Regions from separate parts of the Mus musculus genome. Here region 2 is linked to region 1. Evidence: chromatin loops called from intact Hi-C (ENCODE). Cell type or tissue: heart. All regions are shown on one strand.

What was found. A loop is a pair of places that touch in the nucleus more often than their neighbours do. Peaks named below come from ENCODE experiments on the same cell type or tissue, not always from the same donor. Only the 100,000 strongest peaks of a DNase experiment are listed, where the experiment ranks them.
Region 2: it touches region 1 in a loop (4-fold over the local background); 4 of 42 quality-filtered maps call a loop at or near these places.

Annotation. Positions count from the first base shown.
Region 1 is chr11:120,421,772-120,426,771 of GRCm38, reverse strand. All of the region lies in intron 3 of Nploc4 (NPL4 homolog, ubiquitin recognition factor), which reads left to right. Among named protein-coding and RNA genes, the nearest start is that of Nploc4, 13 kb to the left of the region's middle. In heart, a CTCF peak has its summit at 2,959 (motif pointing right); no DNase peak of the experiment used is centred here; H3K27ac peaks cover 890 bases.
Region 2 is chr11:120,109,197-120,114,196 of GRCm38, reverse strand. It overlaps Slc38a10 (solute carrier family 38, member 10), which reads left to right. Exons shown (of 17, transcript NM_024249.5): 12 at 3,192-3,359; 13 at 3,661-4,131; 14 at 4,661-4,765. Among named protein-coding and RNA genes, the nearest start is that of Ndufaf8, 13 kb to the right of the region's middle. In heart, a CTCF peak has its summit at 2,985 (motif pointing left); DNase peaks (open chromatin) are centred at 1,851 and 2,966; H3K4me3 peaks cover 316 bases; H3K27ac peaks cover 1,378 bases.

The DNA of each region.
Region 1 (5,000 bases):
GAGAAATGGAGTATAACTGGGTGTACTCAGAACTTACTGTTGGAGGCAGGATGATTGCAAATTTGAGGCCATCCTGGGCTATAGAGCAAGGCCTTGTCTTAAAAGAAGAAAAAGAAAGCAGGCACCAAGAGAGCAGTTTTCAGGTGAACCACGTGGGCCGCTCTTTTGCTGCTGCAGGTGAGCCATGTGGCCCGCTCTGTTGCAATAACAGTAAGAGAACAGAAGGTATTTGAAACACCTCTCTCAGGGCTATCCTAGGCATTTCTGTTGTTACTGTGAAGGCAGGGTCTTACCATGTGTTATCCTTCTTGCCCTGGAATTCTGTATCATCCAGGCTGGCCTGAAATTTGCACCCTGCCTCCTTCCTGCTGGGATTAGAAACCTGTGCTACTCTGACTGGGTCTAGATTGTATGTTGTAATGTTTTACCTAGACATTAGTTGTTTATTTCCTTACTGTCTTAGAGGGTCAAGATCCAAGGCCAAAAGGTATAAAGTATTTCTCATTGGCCTGTGAAAAGCTGCTTTCTTACTGTGCTCGTATGGCTGCTGTGTCTAGAGAATACACCATAATACCGTTGAAATTGAAAGTAACTACAACTTTATTTTACTTGTGTTTTTAAGAATGGTATTTCTTTTTTTGTTGAAATTCTGTGTGAATCTTACTCTTCTGTCTTGTAGTTTCATTATTGTTGCTCAGTAATGAAATGTGTTTCTGTTACTCTTTTTTAGGGTGCGTGTGTGCTCATGCATTCATGCTGTGCTTCTCCTGTCTCTCCTGGGTGCTTTAAGAAGTTTGTGGCTGAGTAGCAGAGTGCTTGTCTAGCATTGCTGATTCTCTGGTTTATTCTCCACACCCCTTTATTCCAAGAACACATTGGCCTAGGGCTCTGAAGTTTTTTTCTGTTGAATTTACCTGGGTGTTTTGCATGGTTAGTTAATTTGTGCTTGATGTCTGCTCGATTGGTAGATTTTATTTCAACAAATATATTTTCACTTCCTTGTGTTTTCCTGTATAGCCTTTGCTGGCCTTGAACATAACACTAGTCCTCCTGCCTTAGCCTTTCGAGATGTGAGGCACTAGGCCCGGCTCATATTTTCACTTTAAAATATTTTTATTTGAGCCAGGTCATGGTGACATTCCTTTATTTCCAGCCCTTGTGAGACAGGGGTAAGTGGATCTCTGAGTTCAAGGTCAGCCTTGTCTACAAGGCATGTTCCAGGACAGCCAGGGATACAGAGAGAAGCTGTTTTGAACCTACACAATATATATTTTTATGTATTTAGCTTTGTGGTAGAACATGTGCCTAGTTAGTATGTGTAAGAACCTGGGTTCCATCCCTAGCAACATCACCACTAAAAAAAAAACATACACATATATGATTCCTTTTCAAATTTGACTAGAAATTAGAAAAAAACCCTTAACATAGACCTAAAAGGAGACAGGTGAAATATTTTAGTTTGGATTTTCAGAACACCCACGTATAAGCCAGGAACAGGTGCAAATAATAACAACAACAACAGTAGTAGTAATAACAAATACTTCAAAAAAAAAAAATTAGAGCCGGGCGTAGTGGTGCATGCCTTTAATCCCAGCACTTGGGAGGCAGAGGCAGGTGGATTTCTGAGTTCGAGGCCAGCCTGGTCTACAAAGTGAGTTCCAGGACAGCTAGGGTTACACAGAGAAACCCTGTCTCGAAAAAAAAAAAAAAAAAAAAAAAGTGAGACCCTATCTTAAATAAAATAAATAAATAAATAAAGGCTTGTATGGTGGATGGCTCAGCAAGTAAAAGTGATGCCATCAAGCCTGACAAGCTGAGCTCACTCTGGGGCATACATGAGGAGAGAACTGACCCCCACAGACTGTCCTCTGACTGCCACCCCTGTAAAACAAGTCAATATGAACATACTACAAATAATAAATAAATAAATGTGCTACAGAAAGTTTGTAATAATCACTGGGCTTGGGGATTCAGCTCAGTGGTGGGTGCACATGTGCCTAGCATGTGTGAGACTCTGAAAAAAGTACAGATTTATGTGGGTTGTGGTGTTCTGGTATGAGTATCCTGTGTTGTGGAGTATTCTTCCACTAGTGGGACAAAATAAATACCTGAGGAAACAGAGGGAGGAAAGATTATTTTGGTTTAGTTTCAGTCCACAGTGACTTGGCTCCATCGCCTCTGGAGTGGTAAAGCGGACATTGCAGGAGCATGCAGTGGGGCAGAACAGTTCACCCCAGCAGACAAGAGGCAGGTAGAGACTAAGATGGACAGGGGACAAAACACGAGACTGAGTATGGTTTCCTACCATTACCCTGTATCCCCAGGTCTCTCCTCCTCATTTTTTTTTTTTTTTTTTTTTTTAAAGATTTATTTATTTATTATATGTAAGTACACTGTAGCTGTCTTCAAACACTCCAGAAGAGGGAGTCAGATCTTGTTACGGATGGTTGTGAGCCACCATGTGGCTGCTGGGATTTGAACTCTGGACCTTCGGAAGAGCAGTCGGGTGCTCTTACCCACTGAGCCATCTCACCAGCCCCTCTCCTCCTCATTTTTAAACTTTTTATTTTGAGACGGTCTTCTTTCTGTGTTGCCCAGGCTAGCTTTGGACTTGCCTTTTGTCTCCTGAGTAGCTGTTTTACAGGCCTGAACCACTAGGCCTAACCAAAGCGTGATTTGATTCCCTTTCCTAGGGGCTGTTGATGTCTAGCACTGCAAAATGCCAGGCGGCTCCTAGCTTTTTCCTGAAAGGTTTCTGATCCATTCTCTGGAGTTTGTGTTTATGAGTTGTAATTCCAGCATTTGAGTCATAGACTTGCCTCTCTCTCTCAGCCCTTACTCTGTCAATTCTTCCTCGTGGAAATTTATTTCCCTTGTAATTTTGGTTTTTATTGGGGTAAGTGTGGCTTCGAAGAGGATCTATTTGATGCAAGCTTTAGTGGCATTTGCTTATGTGAGCACCAGGGGGTGCTGTGGAGCTGCATTCTCTTCTGGTTTGGGTCTCCAGATCCCAGAAGCAGCCCAGGTTTCACTCCATATGCGTGTGCCTGGTCTTGGAGGTGACTTTGCCCTGCAGAGCATCTGGTGGAAGTAGACTCAGTTTCTTCTTGGTTCCCATTCTGAGTTCCTGGATTCTCTTGGTTGTTCTGACATCCTTGAGTCATGTGGGGTTTTTTTGTTCTTTAAGGACGTTCTCACATTATCCAAGCTGGCCTTGCACTTGACGTCTAGCTAAGGCTGACCTTGAATTTGTAACTGCTTGCTTTTTTCCTTCCCAAGTGCTGGGATAACAGGTGTGCACCATCAAGTCTGGCTAGTCCTTTGGTTTATGTAGGAGATTCAGGCTCAGCAGTCAAATGTGAGCAGGGAGTTCAAAGACACATCTGTTGCCCAGTAAACACTGTCGTCTATGAGCCTCAAGTTCCTGATCCTGGCCTTGGCCGAGGGACAGTCGTGTCCTCTGCTATTATTAGTGACATCACTGCGAGCTTTGGAAGGCCTGGGTGTTTTTTACCTTTGGAGCTCAGCAGTGTTTTTACAGTGTATTTGCTAAAATCGATCCAGTGTCTGAGCCAAGTATTTTATAGTTAGAGGATGTTTAGACATATTTAATCCAGTGCTAGAAGCAGAAGTTCTGGTTACAGTCTGACAGCTTTATTGCCTCTGAATTATGGGGGATAAGGAGGTGAGGGCAGCTCTTGAGAGCTGCAGCCCCCGCTCCTGGGATTCTGCATGTCTGTCAGTACTTGTACTTGCAGACATTGTTCTTCTTCGGTTTGCTGTTCAGCACTGGACCAGTTGTTCTCTCAGTTTCTTTCTTGTGTGTCCTGTTGACAGCAGCTGAAAGTTTGCGAAATGATCTGTCACCTCCCGTCTTCAAAGGCTGGAGCTGATTTAGTGCCACGAGACACCTCTGGTCAGGCATGACCCACGATGGTTCTGTGAATAGCTTCAGAGAGAAAACGGTTCTTTAGCCACAAGTCATGTCAAGTTGGAGCAGAGCAAGTAGAATTGTGGCAGCTCTTTTGGAAAGCAGGCCTTCAGCAGTCTTGGAGCAGGAAGCTGTGTCTGGGAGTCTGCCCTGTCAGAGGGAAAGAAAGTGTTGGCATGTGCTTGAGGTGTGTGCTTCACAGTGGCAGAAACCAGCAGACTTGCCCAACCCTGTAGTGTGGTGACCCTCTGTCCCTGGGGGGGGGGGGGGTAGCACACATCTGTAATCCTAACACCCAGTAAGTAGAAGTAGAAGAATTTTGAGTTTGAGGCCAGCCCAGGCTGCATAGTGAGATGTGGAGTTTTTTTGTTTTTTTAAATAAGTCAGTGTTTTAGTTAGGATTTTATTGCTGTGATAAAACGCCACTACCAAAAGCAGCTTGGGGAGGAGGAAAGGGCTGATTTGCCTTACACATCCTGGGTCGCAGTCTTCGAGGGAGAGCAGCACAGGAAGTGAAGTGGAAGCCATGGAGGAATGCTCATGCTTCTTGGCTTGCTTAGCCTGCTTTCTCAAACACCCTAGGACCACCTGACCAGTGGGCTGGGCCCGTTCATATCAGTGCTAATTAAGAGACTGCCCACAGCTGGCCTACAGGCCAGTGTACCAGGCAGGCTTTCAGTTGTGCTTCCCTCTTGTAGACTTTAGTTTGCCAAGTTGGCAAGACAAAACAACCAAAACAAACCAAAAACCACCAACAGGACAGTCAGGGTTGTGCCTGGGAACTTGCTGATTGTGGCAGTTCTTTGAGACCCGTAGATGAGCAGACTGAGATGTGAAATATGGTGTAAATCAGTGGTTGCATCGTCCGCGTCTGGATGCTTGCAACTCATGTCACCTTATCCAGTCTCGGACTTGTGTATGAGACACATGGATGGAGGGAGAGCTGGCCATGGCCTGAGAGTGTGGGTTCGATAGATTGCTGTGGATGGCGAGCTCAGCAAGGCCAGAGGGCAGAGACAGAAGGAATGGGAGGGCTGTCCTCGGCCCAGCTGAGCACAGGCTGTGTTAA
Region 2 (5,000 bases), 310 kb after region 1:
CCTTTTCTCCTCTTGCCCACCCACCTTGTGCACCCTGGGACAGGACAGCTCAAGCCATTCCCCAGGCCTCCTGCTTCTGCAGCATGTGGGACAGCACCGGTTAGTTAGTGGGAAGTAGAAGTTAGGGGGCTATGCCACGTGGCCATGGGGTGCCGTGGGTGCCAGGTACAGGTGACCTTGGGTCCCTGTCAGGCACATGACTGTATCCCAGAGTCTTCGAATAGACCTTTCCTCTGTCTTCTTGTCATCGCTCTTCTCTGGGACCTTCCATGGTTTCTGCTGCCACCTGCCTTGGCCACTTGTGGAGGTTGCAGAGGTCCCAGAGCCTTAGATAGTGTCAAGATTCATCCAGGATAGACCCTGCTGCTATATGTTCCTCCCTCCTTGGCTGACCTCCTGTCACCTCTCTTCTGTGCCTCATGAGGTTTTAAAAGCACTTTACATCATGTGCTCCTTTGTCCTACTATTTTCACGTTCAGTTTTTCTGCCAAACTATCTAGGAGATGCAGTGGGCTCGTTTCACAGCCTTCCCTGGGGTGGTGGTCTTCATGGGACCTGCTGGATCAGAAGGGTTCCCCTTGGGTAGCTGCTGACCTATGTCAGACCTGTGTGTGCTGTGGCTGAGGTGCTGCTCAAGGGGCGAGGTGCTAGCTTTCCCTTGCACCTGCTTCATGTGTAGGAAGAACCAAGAGTGAAGGGCTCAGAAGGCTTCCTTGCTGATGCTAACACTACAATGTCAGCCCTGGTCATTAGCTTAGCCCCCCAGCTCGCAGGAGCTTATTGTCTGAGCCATAATTGGACAGATGAGCTATGGAGCCATCCAGCTAAGCCCAAAAGATTGGGTTGTAAGTCAGACCTCAGCAGGTAACACTTTCCTCACTGAAGCCTGGAGAACAAAGCAGAAACTGGTTATTAGGATAGCTCCCTAGAACAGGGGCTGGCTTCCTCAGGAGCCTGGGTTGCTGAGCTCTTGAGAGGTGCAATGGTTCTTGCACCAGCAGGACCTCATCCAGAGGGAGAAGGCTTTTAGCATCTCTAGGTTGGATGCTAGCATGCAGGGGTGAGCATGAACGCAGGAGGCCAGTGACCAGCAGACCTCCACTGGGATGTGGGACCTGCTGTCCAGCTCCTCAGAGGCAGAAGCAGCCTCAAGTCTGGTAGACGGGTGGAGTGGTAGAGCTTGTCTCCGAGAGGGCCAGGGGAGGAGGGAGGAGAGAAGAAAGGAGAACACTTACAGCCTGTAGCAAGCCCTGTTCCACAAGCAAGACCTCCTGAGGCGGGCCTTTGGGCCCTCTCCACACTGGATAAAGAAGGAAAGGATATTCGCAGTGGAATTGCTGTCTGGGAGGCAGGACTCCTGTCTGTCCCTTAGGGAAGCACTGTAGCAGGTGAGCGTGTGGCTTGTCACCTCATTGGTCCATCTGTGCATGGGAGGACAAAACATGGGTCTTTGCTGGCTCCAGTTACTGTCAGCAAGCCTGATGACTACAGGGGATGGCCAGCAGAGTGTGTGAGGAGTCCTACTCATTGAGCATTGCCATCCCTCCTTGGGGCCATACCAGGCCAAGCCTTCACTTCTTGGTTGTCAGTTGGCCAGTAAGGCAGGTGAACCTCACCACCACACTGTTTTCTGTTTCCACCCTGTGATTGCCTTGAAATTGGAAACAAATGGGAGGGGCTGTGCAGGGTGAGAGCTGCCAGCTCTGGAAGTTTATGTTTGGTTGTGGCTGAGGGCATTGTCAACATGCATTCCTGATGAAAGGTCTGTTTCTGTCTTGGAGAGCCCATGTCCAGTGCTGGCCAGCAGCCATGAATTCCTGGAGCTCACTGCTGGTAGTAGGGCCTAGAAAACCTTCACAGGCTCACAGCTTCTGCCTGACAGGCTACTTCCTATCTTAGAACACAGACAGGCTTGGCAATCCTGAGAGGCCTCTCAGAAGAGCATCAGGGCAACCCCATACCTGCGTGGTCACTGAGCCAAATGCTTAGCTGCCATGCGGAGCCTGCCCCAGGGCTCCAGACAGTGAACAGCAGGCCGCCGCCTCACCTGAACATGAGTGGGACACCACTCAGAGTAGACTGGCCTTTGCTGTTGTTTTAAAAGGTTTTTCTTCTTAGCTGGGTGATGGTGGTGCACGCCTTTAATCCCAGCAGAGGCAGAGGCAGGTGGATCTTTGAGCTCCTGGACAGCCATTAAAAACAAAACAAAACAAAAACCCCAAACAAACAAACAAACCTTAACTTTTTTTCTCGTATGTGTGTGTTTGTATACCATGTGTATGCCTGCTGCCTGAAAAGCTTAGAAGATGCATCAGACCAACGAGAAGTGGAGTTAGGGATGGTCTGAACCCCGGTGTGGGTACTAGGGACCACACCAGGCCCTTTGCACAAGCAGTCAGTGCTCAGAACCACATGGCCGTCTTCACATTCTGTTTTCTAAGGTGGTTTTTCATCTGCATAGCTCTTCAGATCCTCTTATGATTGCCCAGCACTTGAACATGGTTTTTTTGTTTTTTTGAGATAGGATTTCACGTAGCCCAGGCTAGCCTGAAACTAGCCCGGGGATGACCTAGAATCTATAAGGTTCCCACATCCCCCTCCAAAGCATATGATGATGCCATACCTAGTTTATGTTATGCTGGTACTGAGCCCTGGCCAGGGCCTGTGTGTGCTACCAGCCCAGCTAGGTCCCAAGCTCTCAAAAGCAGTCTTTTCAGTGAAGCTAGTTTTCTCCAATTCTGGAGCCACAATACTCTGCTGTGGTTTCTGATGGAACATGGACCCCTATGCATTTGTGGGCATGTGGACAACTTTGCCAGCCTCTCCTTTCGTCTCACCTTGTGTGAGTTTCCCCCACCAACAGCAAGAGGTTGACAGGCCCACCCAACCATATCCTTAAAAGTCCTTCAGTTTAGGTCTCAGGGCAAGCAGTTGGTCCCTGCTGGAAGACCCTAGGGACATTGCCTGGCTGTGTGCTCACGCTGCCACCTGGTGGTTGTGGACAAGTATTACACAGCATGTCATCTGACTACAGGTATAAATTGAATTTTGATGTTTTTTTTATCATGAATGAAAAGGAAGGATTCTGTGCCATTTAGCTGATAATCATGATTAAACAGGAAGAAACCTCCATTCTGCCATTTGGCCCAGCCTGTACTGGTTTCTGGTGGCTCACTATGCTTTGCTTGCAGTCCAGGATCCCGTTGTAGTTGTTGCTGAGGATAGCCAAGAGAAGCTAAAGCCAGCAGAGGACAAAGAGGTACTGGAGCAGGCCCAGATCAAGGGTCCTGTAGATGTGCCTGGCGGGGAAGCTCCCAAGGAGAAGCAGGAAGCCGCACAGCTGGATCGCCCCGGCCAAGGTGAGTGCTAAATAAACGGCCCCAACCAGCTGCCTTGACAGAGAAAGGCTTAAGCAACCCTGTGAAGGGCTCGCATGTCTAACTTAGCCTAGACCTGTGCTCCACCTTCCCCTTGGTCAAGACAGCTGCCCTCTACTGTTCCTCTTGTGACATTACCATTCTAGTGTCCTGGCAGTCCTCAGATAGCTGTAGAGGACCTGAGGTCATGGTCATGGTCATGTCACACTTGAGAGCCAGAGGACCGTTCTAATTCCTAGGAACTTCAGCCTCATCTCCTCCACCTGTCCTTATGCCCTTCCAGGTATTGCTGTCCCTATGGGTGAGGCCCATCGCCATGAGCCTCCCATCCCTCATGATAAAGTGGTGGTGGATGAAGGCCAGGACCAAGAAGGGCCAGAGGAGAAAAAGCCACCTCCCAGGCTCCCAGATGAAGGAGACCCTGCAGGCAGGGGTCAAGGGGCACCACCTCTGCCTGAGTCAGAGAAGGAGAAGCAGGAACCTGAGAGAGGAGGGGAAGGAAAGAGACCCGGGCAAGTCCTGGCAGTAGGAGAAACTGAACATCCTCAGAAGGTTCCAGAAGCAAATGGCCAGCCACCTGTGCAGCCCAGGAAGGAAGATTCCAGGCCAGGAAATAGGGATCCGCAGCCAGCTGCCCAGGCCAGGGACTCTGTGGAGCTGAAGGCTCTGGCAGCAGATGACGGCAGGGAGCCTGCACAGAAGGCTGGAGGCGCCCTGTGGAAGCCCGTGGAGAGTGCTGCTGAGAGCGATGCTGGTGAGTGTCAGTCGCCAAGGGGAGCTCCCTTGGTGGGTGCAGCAGAAATGGGCTAGTCCTTCTCAGTCCCCAGCCCTCCCATTCCACATGATTAGCATGTGAATGTCACGGCCCCTTCAGCAGCTTGTGGAGTGAAGAAGAGCCTGGGAGCTTGACAGCTTCCATAATATCTGTCACACAGTTGTTGCCAGACCACTAAATGTCAGGTGCCAGGCTGTTCTGGGGGTGCACACGGGGGACAGTGCAGGAACGCTTGACAGGTAACACACTGTTAAGTACCCGTCTAAGAGCTGGTTAGGACGGCGCTCGCATTTTAATTGGCTCAGGTAGTCACCATTGGCTCACAGCCATCAGCTGAGATTGTTAAATATTTCTTTATTACTTCCCTGGTAATCATTAGGTTGGATATAAACTGTGCTGGAGGGGGGGGGGGCTAGCTATAGAGTCATTTTAGGAAACATCTGCCAGCCCCTCACCCCACGCCCAACTCTGACTTTCCAACAAAGCAGCTGAGTCTCCCTGTGTGCAGGTGGGAAGGCGGGCCTCCCTGTGCAAAGGCCGGAGGCTGCAGAGCAGAGGGAGAAGAAGGAGGCTGAGCAACAGGGTGGAGACCAGGCGGGGAGCAAGCTGGAAGGTGAGGCTGGCCCTTTGGGAGGAGCCCCAGAATGAGCTGGAGTGGGGTGGGTGCTCCTGGGTCCCTCCTGCCTCCACAGTTTCTGCTGCTTGGTTTTTATGCTAAGGAAACACCTCCAGTGACCCCTCCCTATTTCTCACCTCTCTAGGGTTGTTTTTAATCTCCCCTTTTGTGCCCCTAAAAGAGGTGTCAAATGGTCACATGGCTTTTAACTACTATTTTGATTTCATCTTTA